2 separate regions of the Homo sapiens genome follow, and region 2 is linked to region 1. Evidence: read pairs that join two places in POLR2A ChIA-PET (ENCODE). Cell type or tissue: Panc1. All regions are shown on one strand. Region 1 has its middle 330 kb from the start of KCNH7. Region 2 overlaps FIGN (fidgetin, microtubule severing factor).

Region 1 (4,000 bases):
ACATGTGATAAATGTATTGTTATAGCATTATACAAAATTCCTTATATTTTAGTCACATATTCTGAAATCTGCACGGATGAAATGCTGTGATGCTAAGAATTTGCTTTGAAATAACATGGGAGCAATAGAAAATAAAACTATTTGTTAGCTCTAAACTTAACTACACTCTTCTAATATTCAGATTCTAAATATGCCATTGACTATGAGCTCATAATACAAGTAGATAAGAAAGATGAACCTTTAATAATGATGATAGGAACCAATTAAACTAGACCTGTGTATGTACATATGTGTGTGCTGTATACACACACACACACACACACACACACCGAGAGACAGACCAAGTCTGAGTTCAATATACTTTAATTCAGTTTTAAACTTAATAAGTTAAACTTTTAAGGTTGTATTCTCTTCATTTATGAAAAGATTATAAATCTTTCAGTGGATTATAAAGATTAAATGAAATTCCGCACCTGAAGTTTTAACATCATTCTTGGCATATGGTATGTACCCAATAAAACTGGTCTTTACTTTACTACTAAGAGGATTGTAAGCTTGGCTTCAAGACAAAACATCAGGAAAAAGCTTCTCTTTTGTTGAATATGAAGAAATCCTAGTAACCTGTAGCTTTCTTCTGAATGTGTATAATGAAGTTTGAATATAGATTTGCTATACTAAAAAGTCTCTTTCCAGAACAAGTATAGGAAATACTTATTTAATTATGTTTTAAAACCTTAGGCAGTCCCTTAATGAGGCTCAGCTTAAGCTACAAAGGCTTTTGGAGGAAACAGGGAGTTGAACTCAAAAATTTAGATCACTTCGTATGTTGAATGCCATGGAGTGAGGTTGGGGAGATGACCCCTGGGGAGACACACATTTTCTGTTGCTGTCCTCAATAACAAACCAAACAACAGTAGAGGTACTGTGGGTGTATAGATTTTAAAGAACCCAAATATACTCTTGCAGCTCATACAAATATGTTTAGAGATAAATCCATATTAGATATAAGTAGCCCTTTTACTCATATGCTTGGGATTTCACTGATTCTCGTAATACCACCCAAAGGTAGAATTTTAACTCACTCAGGGATCAAACTAGTGTTAGGAATATGATGTACAGTATTTTAGAATAATAATATTTTAGAGGTGACAATTTAGAGATCATCTAGTCCACGCACTGCAATTAAAAGTTAGAAAACCATTGCACAGAGAGGTTAAGTGCTTTGTAAAAGGTTGCACATCAAGTTAACCACTAATCATGGAATCATTAAAAAAGAAAAAGTCATCACTAATTTAAATTTATAGTTGGAAAATTTAGAACTGGATTTGGCTTTTGAAATTACCTTGTCATCCCTTCTCATTCTGTGGATAAAATAACTATGGTCGGTAGACCATAGTTTAGCAGCCCTGGGATTTGCAATCACACCTCTCACAACCAGTCCACAGCTCTTCTCTCCATGCTATGTGGCCTCAGCTTTTCAGGCATGTCTGTGACACAATGATGTTAGTTGGGAAATATAATTGATATGGCATAGCACAAGATGTAACTATAATTATAACCACAATTGTTTTATGATTGTTACTGATACAGAGAATTAAATAGTGTTTTACTCAGATATTTGAAAAAAAGAGCTATTTCTACCCTATCACTTGCTGCCAGGTGTAGTCTCCTTTGTGGCACTCACTTTATATTTCTGTTTTTTACTTTACTCTTCCTTAAAAAAAAGAAATTCCCATTATATTGTTACCATGGAAATTGTTCTCTTCTCCATCAATTTTCCCAGTCATTTGAAGCTATTTCTATTATGGAATATATTCCAGGCATCTTTAATTCTTAAGGGAGAGCTTACACACTTTAAGTGTTAATGCTGAATTTATATTTTCCTGTTTCCATTGAATGCACTTTCCTCACACTAAAAGCTTACCACACCCATAGAATCCCTATTTTAAATGAATGCCATTCATTACACACAGTCTCCTATAGGTGTCACTATACACCATATATTAAAAGAACTAACGCAATGCCTTTTACTCGACAAATAGATTTTTTGACAAAACTATATTGCATTAAGGCTGATCAGATTATGTCCGTGATTCTCTGTGGTTTCACATAATAAGGTCTAGGCTGACACTGTAAAAATTTGCAATGACATTAACAAAACAAATGACTTACACTGAGATTCTCACTCTCTAAGTAATATATGCACTGTCCTTTATCTTGATTTTGTACCAGGAGGCCAAATTAAGAAATAGGTAAAATATAGTAGTTTAAAAACTGTATTTAAATGGTGGCGGGTGCCTGTAGTCCCAGCTACTCGGGAGGCTGAGGCAGGAGAATGGCGTGAACCCGGGAGGCGGAGCTTGCAGTGAGCCGAGATTGCGCCACTGCACTCCAGCCTGGGAAACAGCAAGACTCCGTCTCAAAAAAAAAGAACTGTATTTAAAGTAGGAATATTTAGTATTTGACTTTCAAGTATTATGTGCCTATCTTACAAGTTTACATATTGGATTATTTCCCTTTAGAGTTTTAAATGAAAGCACTGATCACATGCTTTTGTGGCCAATGGTGGTTGTCTGATGGCTTTCACTCACACAGCAGATTCAAGAAAATGACTTCTGCATGAAATTGATGAAAAGTACTTTCAAGACCTCATTTAGAAACTTCATTCCAGGATTGAGAAACTGAGCCTTATGGATGATAAATGACCTGGCCAAAGCCACAAATGAAAATATAGGCAGATTTCTACATCATAAGTGGTTTTATATTTTTCTTAGAAATGAAGATCGAAGCCTAATTAAGAAGCTAGAGCAGCTAGGGAAAAAATGTTCAGAGCAAGCTTTGTACAACAATTATGTTGACAACCAAAGCCATAACAATATACATACTTATTGAGGACCTTATGCAACAGCTATATATGGATCATCTTGCATAATCCTCACAAGTATATTACATATTGTCTATTTAAAAAATGGAGTTGTTTGTTGGTAGTTATAAAGCAATATTGCTATAGTAGTGAGACACATGGGGACTAGTAAGATATAGATAATAATAACACTAGTAAAATATTTTTAACCACCTACTATAGGCCAGGCAAATATAATAAAAGTAACATTTATTAATCACTTACATGCCAAGCATGGTGCTAGACTCCTTACACAATCACACAAATATGTTATCCTTAAAACAGCTATGAAAAATAATTACTATTATTATTAATATTCATAAGAAGAAACAAGAATGTCAAGAGGACAAATAACTTGTATCAAGGTACCCATCCACTAGGAATTGGAGCTAACTTTGACTTCAAAATCTAGGCTCTTTAATGCATCACAGGTAGCACTAGGCCTAGGATAGGTGCCAGGAGAAGGGGTAAATATATACATACACACACAGACACATACACAGATACACATACGTTCATACAATTATGTCAATATAAGTCTATGTATATATCTTATCTATAAGCAATTTTATACTAAATATAATGAGTAAAATCAATAAATAATTCTAGAACTATGGAGTTGACTGTAGGAAAAGAAGTCAAACATTTAGTAACTAAGCATCTTAACCCGTAATTTTTTTTTTTTTTTTGGTCCTGGAAATGAAACACTCAAGAAAAACAAAATAAAGAAAAGAAAATAATTACTTATCCCTAAACAACAAGCTTAGGCTTTCCTTCTTCGGTGAAGGATAACAATAAAGATGGGAAGGGATACAGGAAAGAGGGAACAGCTACCTAAGGGTCCAGTGTTTATTCTCACTGAAGAAAAATGATGATTCTGGAATGTCCAGGTAAAAGTTACAGTTCATCAAAAGGATGAAAGTTAACAACAACAAAAAGTGGCAAAATTGCCCATTTAAAATCAGCCATCTCAGTAACCTGGATTAAGTTTAACTATACCAAAAATCACTAAATGACACAATGGTTCCTGCCACTTAAAGCTACTTTTTGAAAAATTGTTTACTTAGATGAAGAATAAGTTTATCTCCAGCGTGTCTT
Region 2 (4,000 bases), 470 kb after region 1:
CATCTCTATTGAAAATACAAAAAATTAGCCAGGAGTGGTGGCAGGCGCCTGTAGTCCCAGCTAATTGAGAGGCTGAGGCATGAGAATTGCTTGAACCTGGGAGGTAGAGGTTGCAGTGAGCCGAGATCACACCACTACACTCCAGCCTGGGCGACACAGTGAGACACCGTCTCAAACAAACAAACAAAAAACGGAACACAGAGCATCATTTATTCATTCTGTCAGTAAATGTGTATTGAGGGACTATTCACTATTTGCAAATAAAGCAGAGAAAAATTAAAGTGAAAGAAGAAATGCAACAGTAGCAATCTAATTACAAACTCAAAACTAGCAATTGTTAAAACATACTTGGGTTCTCTGGAACTTGAAAAGAGACCATGCATTCTAAATATTCATCTCCTAAAGAGTTTATGTTCTTCTGGGGGTTTAAAAAAATCTTCCCACAAATCTAATTACGACAGTTTTTTACTTTGCCTAATAAATTAAATCATGGCAGCATCTCCTATGCTAGCAAAGGAAATCAAACTGGAGAAAACATACTCAGTGCTGACTTCTGGCATCTAAGATTTAATGGCAACTCATGTCTTCTTAGTGCCTCTCACTTAGAAGAGATAATGCATGTGAAGATAGACAAAATTGTAGGTTCAGTCATATCAAAATGAGATTTATGCCAAAATAGATCTGGGAATGTCAACAATTGCAGAATAAATGACAAGTTTTTGGCTTCTCAAAAAAGAAGAGTGAATTCAGTAATTATTTAACTTTTTTTTTTTTTGCTATTAGAATGTGAAGCACAATCCTTTCTTGCACATGCACATAAGGCTTTAAAATTTTTATTTTTCCTTGAGCAAGCCTTGGAAATAGAGTAAAATGCTATGTAAGTAACTCTACAGACCAATATGTATCCTAGTGTTTTTGGTCTTCTGACATATTTTAGGCAGGATGTGACTTTTGCCATAAAAAAATAAAATTGAAGTGCCACTGACAGAATCTCAAGTAAACAAAGCATCAGCAGAAAGCACGGTGCCTCTGTGTGCTGGGATCTCCAATAGACAGTCATCTGCAAATGGACAACTTTAATTCGATTCCTGGCACCATTGGCTGTGCTGAGAATTCTCCTATCTCTTCACACCAGGGGTTTGCTCTTTTAAGCATTGCTCCCTGAAGGGAAGGAAAAACTAGAGAGAGAGGATTTCCAATGACCCTGCACAGATGAATGAATATGTCAATGGTGAATATTGGTTCAGCTTTGAAACGGAATCCTGCCGTGGTCTTGCTTCTCCAGCCCTTCTACGCTAGTGTGAGAGTCGCCAAAGACTTGTATGAGCAGGAATCTTTAAAAGATCAAGACAGAGAATGAGAAAGTAAAAACACAAGCAGAAAAAAGGCAAAATGCTTTTTAAAAATTAATGGTAATTTAAATGTTTGGGAAATGCAATTCTCCAGGGACAAGTAAGAGAGTATTAACTCTTAGGTTTTAGTGGGGCTTTACATTTAAAACTTGAAGCTCAGAAAGGTAAATTCCAAAACACTAATTGCTCACAGAGTCAATTAGTAATGTGGTGCCCATCTGACAAGTCTTAAAGAACAATTAAATACTGAATTGAGCACTAAGCACTTCAAATCCTCTTATTCTTTTCCTTGCCAGTATTAGAATGAAAGCATACACAGGCACAAGCAAAAGGAAGAAATATCAATTCCATTTGTTTGGAAGATGAACATTTCAGTTACTAATCTTGTAACTGGGTAGATGCAAAAATTCTGCCTGAGTAACTGCAGCACACACATTTATTTTCACATGCTTTATGGTTAGTTTTCATTCAGCTATCAATCAATCAATTACGCTGTGACATGATGTAATTTCCTAATCATACTAATATTCATGCTTTTATCACTACCCAACCTAGAGCACATACATTTCAATGAGACAGAAGTCTAATTATTTAAATATGTTAGAACATATTACATCTCCAAGGCTGTTTCCTTTATGAGTTTTTCTCCTCTAAAAAAAACATCTAATTTAATTGTAAAGAGAAAAGTATATTAAACAGCATTAAACCCCTCCAGTAAGCAAAACTGATATTTTACAGATCTCAGAAAGTATAGAATTTTTATGGATTCTCACTTAAAATTTATGTTGTTTGCTTGTTACTAAGAATAGCAAAATAGAATTTTCGGCACAAAAAATAATTTTACATAAGGTGGACAACAAAAATATATTTAAATTTTTTTCAATGCTCTTTACCTGATAAAAGTTATTATAGTGACTACTAGAAATTGTTCTTTACCTCTCAAGTGTGGTTTTGCATTTTTCCTATGACTGGCCTAATTCTCAGAATTTTTTTACAATTAAAATTTTTCATACTTAAAAAACACAGCACATTTATTTAATCCTTTCAATGTTACCATGACAGGTTCCAGAAAAATGTTTAAATTTTTCAAGTAAGATCACTTCTCTGATGCATAGGTTGCAATATATAATTATAAGCTTTATTGTGCAGATTAAAGGCAATCCATCTTCTGTATAATATAGGTTAAACATGGCAAACAAGTTCATGTTCCCTCAGATTTTTACAGGGGAAAAAAATTCAATCAGGTACCACAATTGTCAATTTCTACAGTGCTCTGAGGCCAATAATCCACTCAAACCACGGTGATAGTGCCTCAGATACATTCTTTACCACAATATATTTGGATATACATTTCCAAAAGAGCCGTGAAAATTCCTTTACTCTCTTCAGTGGGGAATGGACCCAGATACACTGAAACCAAATAGGAAATAGTTACATCATTAACAACAACAACAAAATCTAAAAGGCATTTTTTTAACACGAAATCAATTATTTTTCAAATAATATTAATAAAAGTTGTCTCTTCTAAATTCCCCAAGGAAGACTAAAATTCATTAGATATTCCTTTTGTACCTTTTCCAAGTATTTTATTGCTGTTGGTCTAACATTCTAATATTTTAAGTTTCTGTAAACATAAGTAGATATATACATGAATATTTTATGCATAAAGCAGCTTAGCTTAATATGTCCTTCTTAAAGAATTGTTATTGTTATTATCATCATCTGAGTGCTACCCTTAGTGCTACAGTTATTACCCTCATGAAAAACATTTCATATGAGGCTGGATACCTTCATATACTTGTACATGTGTACAGGAACTGCTTCCTGCAAGAAGTATCATATTACCTTTCCAATCACTTTTAAAATAAAACACTTTTACAGAAAATTTCCAACTGGTTTATAATTAGCACATCATTATAAAATAGTAATTTTTCTAATTATGAAAAAATTAACATGTTTAATCAAGTTAGATACAGAAAATACTGAACTGGAAAATTTCATAACATTAAACTTAAGAACATTTTCATGTTTATGTAACAAAAATAGAAGAATCAGAAGATACAGTTAATTTCTAATCATCTTCACAAAAACCCTCCTTGGTTATTTATATCATAATTTTCTTTGACCAGTACACACTCTCACTCTGCCACCGTATCTCCTTAATATATAGAGTCATGAGTGTGTGTCTACACACTTATTTCTACATTTAGGTTTCCATTTTTTTATTTATACATTTCAGCTCAGGAAACAATCATTTTTAACAATTGATTTTAAATATAATTTACTATTTTAAGAGTCTGTACTTAAAAAGCGATTTGATTCATTTGTCTAGAAGCAGAGTTCCTTATATGAAGAATATCACCCTTTGGTCTTAGAGTTCGTTAATAAATCAAGACCTATTGACTTGAAAAAAAATTCCAACTGTGTTGATCCTAATGCTGGGTCTTTGAACTATATTTAGCTACACAAAAAACAGAGTTACTAAATATACCTGGGCAGAATGGGAGAGTCCTCTTATACTAAAGACAAAAGGCCAAAAGAAAATCCCTCAACAGGTACTTGATCAAATATTTAGAATAACACTGGTACCTATGAATCCTGGCCCTTTGAACCTCAAGTCTCCTAAATAGTGATAAATACCAGAGAGC

What was found. Peaks named below come from ENCODE experiments on the same cell type or tissue, not always from the same donor. Only the 100,000 strongest peaks of a DNase experiment are listed, where the experiment ranks them.
Region 2: POLR2A ChIA-PET joins it to region 1 with 5 read pairs; 1 of 35 experiments calls an interaction of 5 or more read pairs at or near these places.

What each region holds. Positions count from the first base shown.
Region 1 is chr2:163,167,704-163,171,703 of GRCh38, forward strand. No RefSeq gene overlaps it. Among named protein-coding and RNA genes, the nearest start is that of KCNH7, 330 kb to the left of the region's middle. In Panc1, CTCF peaks have their summits at 1,972 and 2,187; DNase peaks (open chromatin) are centred at 2,048 and 2,571; H3K4me3 peaks cover 571 bases.
Region 2 is chr2:163,636,906-163,640,905 of GRCh38, forward strand. The region is part of intron 2 of FIGN (fidgetin, microtubule severing factor); the gene reads right to left. Among named protein-coding and RNA genes, the nearest start is that of FIGN, 97 kb to the right of the region's middle. In Panc1, no CTCF peak of the experiment used is centred here; no DNase peak of the experiment used is centred here; H3K27ac peaks cover 960 bases.